Linked DNA regions of Homo sapiens: region 1 is linked to region 2. A link is an interaction called in ENCODE POLR2A ChIA-PET data of the cell type or tissue named here. Cell type or tissue: MCF 10A. All regions are shown on one strand. Links, peaks and the distances in the headings refer to the core of each region. The heading gives the core; the rest is flanking DNA.

Region 1 (4,395 bases), core at 89-4,088, 350 kb before region 2:
GCCAGGCACGGTGGCTCATGCCTGTAATCCCAGCACTTTGGGAGACTGGGAGTTCAAGACCAGCCTGGACAATACAGGGAGACCTCCATCTCTACAAAAAATTAAAAAGTTGGCCAGGTGTAATGGCATGTGCCTGTAGTCCCAGCTACTTGGGAAGCTGGGGTGGGAGGATCACTTGAGCCCAGGAGTTCAAGGCTGCAGTGAACCATTATCACGCCACTGCACTCCAGCCTGGGTGACAGAGCAAGATTCTGTCAAAGAGAAGAAAGGAAAGAAAGGAAGAAAGAAAGAAATGGATTGCTGCTTTTTGGTTGAGCCACAGCCACCAGATGTAGAAGCTAGCTTGCGTTTCAGGAACACTTACCAAAAAATCCTGTATCTCTCAGTATAAGATTTTCAATCAGAAAAAGATGTTCATGACCTGAAGGCACCATGGAGCTCAGACTGCCAAGAAAGCAATACAGTCAGACCTTCCTTCCATCCCTGCTCAGTTTGGAGCAAATGTTCATTAAGAAAAATTAGGAAACAAAACCGTCCACTTATTAAAACTGTGTTCTCCATTTTATTTCAAATTAAATGAATCCCATTAAGTTAGATGTTCATCTAATTCCTATTCCCGACGTGATATAATCCAGTGTTTTCTCATCTTATGAAACCTAAAAAAATACCTGAAATGACTTTAAAAAAACAAACACAGGCCTCTCCACAGAAGATTCTGATATAATAGGTCTAGGAAAGTCTGAGAATATGTATTTCTAATGAATGGAAGATAATTCTTATGATCAGACAAATTCGTGAATCACTGATTGAATCCATGGCATATGTTTGATTCTCTTCAATCTGGCTTATTGTATTTTAAGTCTCAAGGGAACACTTTGTGAGTTCACCAAGCAGCTAAACCTGGTACACCTAAATCAACTTTGCAGTTCACACGCTGGTGGAAAAACTGAGAAAAGGGGAAAGACAGGTAAACAGCAGCCTTTAAAGGCCAAAGGCTGGTCTTGTCCTACAGGGGTGGCCCACCACCTTACTCAGGTGAGGACTGTGAAGTATAGTATTAAATGATCAACAGGTTCTCAAAGTTGCAAGAGCATGGCTACATACACATCTCCACCTAAACACACACAAAGTCTCTCATGCTCTGTGTTCTTTGTATATGGTCCTAAAGATCCTGTGGCACCTGAATCTCTTTGTAGGAACACGACGTAAGCTCACTTTATTCAAGTGATATTTCTAAGAGTTAAAAAAATTATGGAGAAAGGATACTGTGGTAGCCAGTCAGCCTTTAGGATGCACCCCCCTGGGGCTCACACCCTTCTGTAGTCTCTCCCCATATTGTGCCAGAGTTACCTGTGTGATTCATAAAACATGGAAAAACTGATGGCATGTCATTGCCGAGGTAGGCCATAAGGAATACTGTGGCTTCTGCCCTACTCTCTCTTCTGGATCCCACACTCTGGGGAGATGTAGCAGCCATATCATGAGCAGCCCTGTGGAGAGGCCCACACGGTGAGCAACTGTGGCCTCCAGCCAACAGCCATGTGTGTGAGTCTGCTTGCAAGTGGATCCTCTGATGCCAATGGAAGGTCTAACTGCAGCCTCAGACAGACCCTGAGCCAGAATCACACAGCCAAGTCACTCCCAAATGCCTGATGCCAAAACCTATGAAATAATAAAAGTTATTTTAAGCTGCCAACTTGTGGGGTAATTTGTTACATGGCAAAAAGATAATTAATGCAGATTTCATTTATTAATGAAGTACATTTTCATTGGTAATAATCACTCATAAGAACGTCATCTCTAGTTAATATACATGTCTCACTCAGGAAACACAAGCAGATGTTTTACTGAAAATACTCAAAGCAACCATAACCAAGAATAAAATGATCAAATATTTAAAAGCCACTTTCATGATGCACTTGAACTCAAGTTTCCATGAACCAAGCAGCTATTGAAGGAACTAAATCACTCTGCTCAGCTCACCTTGCCTTTAGAGCAGTTCTTTCAGTTGCAATGACAAAGGGAGCTTGTCTCTGCCTCGACTAGGCTTTTGGAGCAGAAATTCCATGTATTTTTTATATCCATCATAACTTCTAGCACAGGGTATGAATAACAGGCATTTAAAACAGTAATTTACTTCTAAGATGATTTCTAATTTTTAGAATGTGAGCTCTGTGAGACACAAAGTGCTGTGTGTCTCATTTACCATTGTGTCCTCAGAGCCTTGTGGAGCTCCTGGCACATCATAGGCGGATAGTACAAGTACTGGGATGGATGGATGGATGGATGGATGGATGGATGGATGGATGGACGGACGGACGGATGGATGGATTGACGGACGGACGGAAGGATGGATGGATGGATGGATGGATGGATGGATGGATGGAAGGATGGATGGATGGTACATCTTGAGTTAGTGTAGCTGTTCATTTATATCATTTTAGAATTTTCACATCACAGCTAGGAGCAAGAAGAAACTAAAACTGCATACTCTAGTGCTTAGCAAAGTACTGAACATATAGGAGATGATTTACAAATATTTGCTTCAGGCCATGAAAATAAGAGAAGGAAAACTATACTAAAAAAAGCCGAAGAGCGAGAAAAGAATCTGAAATGCTAAATCAGTGAAAAATCCTTTTTAGCCAATATGCTACAAACAGTACAGAGCCCTAAGAATATTCGTGTTTACTCAGAAGGCTGAGATGGGAGGATCGCTTGAACCCAGGCATTCGAGGCTACAGCAAGCCATGACTGCACCACTGCACTCCAGCCTGGGTAACAGAGAAAGACTGTGCTACTAAAAAACATAAGGAATAATTAAATGAAGAAAATTATTTTATGGCTCACTGCTTGTCATTCTAGAACCCTCCCACATTCACCAGTAGACACAGCCCTCTCCCTTTCTCTGAGGAAATTGGCTGTCTCAAATTCCCTATCAAAACCTACTGTTTTAAAGAAAGTGTTTTACTTCTTTGTTAGTTAGGGAAGCACTAGCTGTGATAATAAACTCCAATTTTCAGTGTCTTAACATAAGAGAAGTCCATGGCTGGGCGCGGTGGCTCACACCTGTAATCCCAGCACTTTGGAAGGCCAAGGCAGGCGGATCACGAGGTCAAGAGCTCAAGACCATCCTGGCCAACGTGGTGAAACCCCGTCTCTACTAAAAATACAAAAATAGCTGGGCGTGGTGGCACATGCCTATAGTCCCAGCCACTTGGGTGGCTGATACAGGAGAATCACTGGAACCTGGGATGCAGAGGTTGCAGTGAGCCAAGATCACACCACTACACTCCAGACTGGGCAACAGAGCGAGATTTATCCCCAAAAAAAAAAAAAAGAAGAAGAAGAAGTCCAATTGCAGCAGAAAATAGAAGTGGAGGGGATCTGTGTCACATAATTTTTTAAGGGCTAGACTGATAGAGACCCTGCTGTCTTCAACCCTTGACTTCCAAAGAGACCCGGGGTGTGGACAGTCAGCTAGCAGGTGTAAGAAGAGGGCAAGGCAAGCAGATAATTACACAGAAGGTTGCCATAGGCTGGGTTTGGAAGCAGCTTACAACACTTCCAGCCACACTCCACTGGTCAGAACTCAGTCAGATGGTCCCAGATGCAAGAAGATCTGGGAAATATAGTTCCTACCTAGACAGCCACTTCTCAGCAACAACTCCGCAATATAATAGTTTGGTGCATAAGTAATTGCAGCAATTTGCCAATAATGGCAAAACCCGCAATTACTTTTGCACTAGCCTAATAAAGAAAGAGCATGAACTTTGGAGGACAGCTAACATCCCTACCATGAATATTCCATTCACACAAAGGTTTTAATACTTGATAAAAGCTTAAGTCTTCTCAAAGATGTGTTCGCAGAAATCATGATTTTAAGCTAAAAGAATGGTTTAGATGGAATTTCAGGCATCTGAGAATTGTGTTGGGTTTCACTCATCTTTATGGCCCTAGGGCATAAGTCAGTGCAGGTAGTTCCTAGAAATCAGGTTATTGAAGGAACAAGGAAGAAATGTAAGGGAGAGGTTTTCGAAGTGGGATATAAGTAAATACATGATATTCTATTCTGACCCCAACTGTAACAGAAGCAATTAGATGGCAACACAAGTTTTAGGCCACATAAGAAAATGTGTTCATGATTATTCCTTCACCTCCTTTGAGTGAATCTTAATGATCTCCCGCTTTTAATAATTGCTATGTTTCTAACCTCCCAGAGGTCCTGCAGGTTCAAGTGAATTATGATTAGGAGCTGCTAATTATAGTAATGAGATATAGGGAAGAAAAGACAAAGGGAAAATTCATAAATATTATACATGTGACAAAAGTGGGCCAAAGGCTTAGTCAATCTGCCTTCAGAGGCCCAGTGAGAAGAATGCAGTATGTCAGTGGGCA
Region 2 (4,395 bases), core at 226-4,225:
ACCCCTGCACAGCCCTAATGATCAACACCACTTCCAGTGCTCATAAATTACTGCTTCAATAATTGTTCTGCAATTCTGCCTATTCTCATTGAATGCTTCGTATAATCCCTTTATTTACTTTGGGCTACGATTCATTTTTATCAGTGAGTATTGTACTTGTTTCATCTCAAAAATCATTCTCCTTGAGAAAAAAAAAAAGAACAGAGTTGAGGAATCCTGCTTTCTCTTTCATCCACAAATGCTCTATTGTCAGAAGGGGGCTTATATTTCTTGTGAACTTCTTGTGCTGATTTTAACTTTGTAAAGTTTTCCTGTTTTCCACGTATGAATGAGCATGAGAACTATGAAAGGCAATCAGGTATAAGATATTGTCAAGTATGTGACTTGAGGGACAAGTGATCTATGTGAGCCTGAAGGGAATCCTGGGATTGAGAGAGCATGCAGAGAAGGCACATAGGTGTGCTAGGGCATGCAGGTTGTACAGAGATGGACAGGGAGAAAATTCGAGTGACAGAGGTTTTCTATATGGTGGGAGTAGTGTGGGTTGGCGTCTATCAGGGGAGACCAACTGACCATATCCCTCTGTTCACTTTTAGCCATGAGTACAAGGCTACAAGAACTCGAGAGGTCATCTAAGTTATTTCTGGCTCTTTCAGGTCAAATGACTACTAGACTATCCTGGTTTCTAATTTGAAATGTATCCAAAGAAGATTCCTGTCTCACCCTCTGCAATCCACTTGCATGTCTGACCACACTCGGTGCCTACACAATCTTCACTTTGTCTAGCCTAAATTCTTCTAACTGTGGCCTAAGGCCTTGGAAGAATGATGCCTCTGTGGGGTAAGAACTGCCTTCGTGGCATAAGAAAGGCAGACCTGGGTGATCTGGAAGGGCTGTTGCAAGGGGATAGGAGTGCTGAGGCCTTTTCCATTAAGAATACACAGGACTATGGAGACTCTTGTTTTACTAGAAACTTCTTCACAGATACCTTAAATTAGGAAGAAAATGCCTTTGGTTCTTGGTTCTACTATTGGCTTCAAATTCTTAGGCATGCCAGACCCTACTGAACATCTTGACACATGTCCTTTCTTCTCTGAACTGGCGCACAGGCATGGTGAGTAACTGGGGGTGCCCGGCAGGTACTGATGCTGGGTGTGGTCCCTGTGTTATTCAGTCAGAAGTGAATAAAATGTACCTTTGTGTTAGATCTGGAAGGACAAAATAATTCCTGAGACTGGTAAGAAAAGCCATTTGGGAAAATTGTGGATATTTCTTGGCCTCAAAGGAGAGCAGCAGAATATCAAACTTAAGGCTGAACCTGTATGTCAGTTGGGGCAGGATGGACTCAAAACATCCTAGGAAAAGAATAAGGTCTCCTGAGGAGGTTCTGCAGCCAGTTAGAAAAGTGAAATCCCTCCAAATTGGAGTGGCATGGCATCGGCATCCAAAGGGATGGGCATCATGGAGAGCACGAGTGTCCCTCTCTGTCCATTTTCAGATGGACATCACAAGCAACCTTCCCTTAGCCCTCTGTGGGAGAGCTGACGATAATAATAGCCAACATCGATTGAGCATTTCTGTGTCCCAGCCCTGTGGCAAACGCTTGACAATGTATCACAGTTAATCCCTGCAGTATTAACAGAAGGCAGGCAGGCGCTATGCTCACTCCCATTTCACAAATGAGAAAGTTGAAATTGGAGAAAGAACTAGCTTTTCTCAAGAACATTCAGTAAGTGTGGATTCAGCCCCCAGGGCTGCCCACTACTCTTACCAGCCAGGGCTCTTACCCATGTGACATCTTGCCCCCTAGACTGCACGGGCAGCATAGGGTAGGGTGGCTCACCTAGGCACTCAGTGCTGCTGACACAGGGTGATGCCAAAGACGCAGAAACACATGGGAAAGGTGACTGCCATTTCTGGGCTCTAAAAGAGCCTATAAAATAAATATGCAAATCAAAATTTTATGCCATCTTGATGGTTGGAAAACTGGCTATATAACAGTTTGGCTCTAAGAATCAAGTGGTGCAGGGAGAGAGAGTGCAGAACCGACGTACTCGGTAGGGGAGTAAAGAGCCAGGAAGCAGGAGGAGGGAAAGAACAGTTGGCAGGGCAGTGGAGGTGAAGAGGTGGGGACGGGATAAAGCCCAGGGTAGCTCCCTTAGCTTTGGTTACAATTCAACAAAGGAACAAAAGGAGACTACAAAGCTCCCTTTACAGCTGCACTCTGGCCAGCTTTGGCCAACTTGCAACTCAATTCAGAGGAACATCTCAGCAAAGGGCTCATTTTCATCACAAACATCTACTACAGTTGTACTGGAGTCTTATCCTTGGATGATGTAAAATGAGAAGTTACAGGGCCCAGTGTGACCCTGAGCCGGGGGCAATCACTGTGGGCTGTCTAGTCATTTTAAGTCAACATTGCTAGATTAAGCAACCAGGATGACCAAACCTGGGAATAATGAACAGCTTTATCATGTTGGCATGTGAAATGGTCAAATCCGTGGCTGGAATATTTTCAAGGCAATGTGTACCCAATTAAGATCCGGGGTGTGGTGGCTCATGCCTGTAATTCCAGCACTTTGGGAGGCCGAGGCGGGCAGATCATCTGAGGTCAGGATTCAATTAAGATCAATAAATGACAAATGGGATGCTTTTATTTTTGCTTTGCTTTTTTTTGTTTTGTTTTGAGACAGGGTCTCCCTCTGTCGCCCAGGCTGGAGTGCAGTGGCGTGATCTCAGCTCATTGCAGCCTCCACCTCCAGGGTTGAAACTATTCTCCTGCCTCAGCCTCCTGAGTAGCTGGGATTACAGGCGCCCACCACCACGCCCGGCTAACTTTTGTAATTTTTTAGTAGAGACGGGGTTTCACCATGTTGGCCAGGCTGGTCTTGAGCTCCTGATCTCAAGTTATCCACCTACCTCGGCCTCCCAAAGTACTGAGATTACAGGCGTGAGCCACCGTGCCTGGTCTATTTTTGCTCTTTTCTTTGCTAACATGTTACACCAGCTCAGCTTCATAGCTGTAAACATGCAGCTGCCAAGGTAGGTTCCAGGCTGCGCACCTTCTTCCTGACGCTGCTGCATGAGCTGGCGGGGTGGGTGATGAAGAGTTACTAAAACATGAAGTGGCTCCTCTACGAGGGGAGAAAGGGCTGGAAACTCCACCAAGGCTCAGAAGTTACCCCAGGGGTTCAGATGGGGCTCACGGGATTCAGAGAGAACCAGACTACTTCCTCTTCCCCTATTCAGGGAGGTTGAAGTCCTGATTGCATCACCCTGGCCTGCCCCAGTTCCAAGAACTGGGGTTAGCAGCTCCAGCCCCTTGATATGCAAATCATGCAGTCCCACTGCTGATAAATTGTTCTACCCAGGGGAGGGCTAATACTGTCCTGCCCAGCTGGCAGTTTATCTTGGTGCTTCCTGCCAACCCCACAAAGGTGGAAAAATAGAATTCGCTTTCATAGAAGAACCTCACTGAACTGAGCTAAAAGTAGGGACTCTGGAGTTAAACTGCTTGATCCAAATCCTAACCCCACTGCTTTAGTTGTGTGAATTTAGACAAGTGACTTAATCTCTTGTACTTCACTTTCCCCCATCTGTACAATGAAACTGAGAGTACCCACCTCATGGGGGGTATTGAATAAGTAAATACACTTAAAGTATTTAGAACAGGGCTTCACATGTAATAAACATGCAACATGTTAGCCATTAAGTGAAAGCAACTTTGGCAGTCAAAGGCTGACCCACATCCCAAAGCAAAGGCTTGAAGTTATTGTCCTTTCAAACACTCAAGGCCATGTGTCTAATTCAGTTAGGTCACCGTGGAATAGCTTGGGAGAGCAGGAGCAAATGGGTGTGGGATGAGGACTGGCTGGGAAGGACAGTGGGATGATAAGGCCTGACGATGTCTTAAGATGGACCTGAGGGAGTGAAAGGTCCCAATGTGACCTCGTCTTGACCTCCATGCTGCCCACTGTGCTGAGGGAACCCAGCAGCCCCAGTGGACTCTGGCCCAGTTGCCTGAATGGCTCGCTACCTGCTCTGTGCCAGCCTTCTTCAGGAAGTGTGGGCAAGACAGCCTTGTGATCCCTTGGAAGGGGATGCCAGGTCTAGCAGAACTGAAGAAAGATGTGAAGTAGAATTGTAACCAGGAATTGAAGACTCATTTGAGCTTTAGGTAAATATCCTGTGTATCTTCTCTCTTCTCAGATATAAACATTAGCTATTGAATAACCTGATAGGCATGGAATAAATAGCCTCAAAAGAATGGACTCAACCCAAACTGGGGAACCCAGGTAGTGGGCTTGAGAAGCAATTGTGAAGAAGGAAGCTGCTGAGTGATCACAGACTTACCAAAGACAGTGTTTTGGCTCTGCGTGGCTATGATAATGAGTT

What was found. ChIA-PET counts read pairs that join two places held together with the same protein. Peaks named below come from ENCODE experiments on the same cell type or tissue, not always from the same donor. Only the 100,000 strongest peaks of a DNase experiment are listed, where the experiment ranks them.
Region 1: POLR2A ChIA-PET joins it to region 2 with 6 read pairs; 2 of 35 experiments call an interaction of 5 or more read pairs at or near these places.

The regions. Positions count from the first base shown.
Region 1 is chr14:61,904,704-61,909,098 of GRCh38, reverse strand. The region is part of intron 1 of SYT16 (synaptotagmin 16); the gene reads right to left. Among named protein-coding and RNA genes, the nearest start is that of SYT16, 94 kb to the right of the region's middle. In MCF 10A, for the core only: no CTCF peak of the experiment used is centred there; no DNase peak of the experiment used is centred there.
Region 2 is chr14:61,551,989-61,556,383 of GRCh38, reverse strand. LINC01303 (long intergenic non-protein coding RNA 1303) reads left to right here. Exons shown (of 5, transcript NR_110416.1): 5 at 1-112. Among named protein-coding and RNA genes, the nearest start is that of PRKCH-AS2, 8.7 kb to the right of the region's middle. RefSeq lists enhancers at 3,511-3,560, 3,455-3,964, 3,965-4,395. In MCF 10A, for the core only: no CTCF peak of the experiment used is centred there; DNase peaks (open chromatin) are centred at 2,433 and 3,283.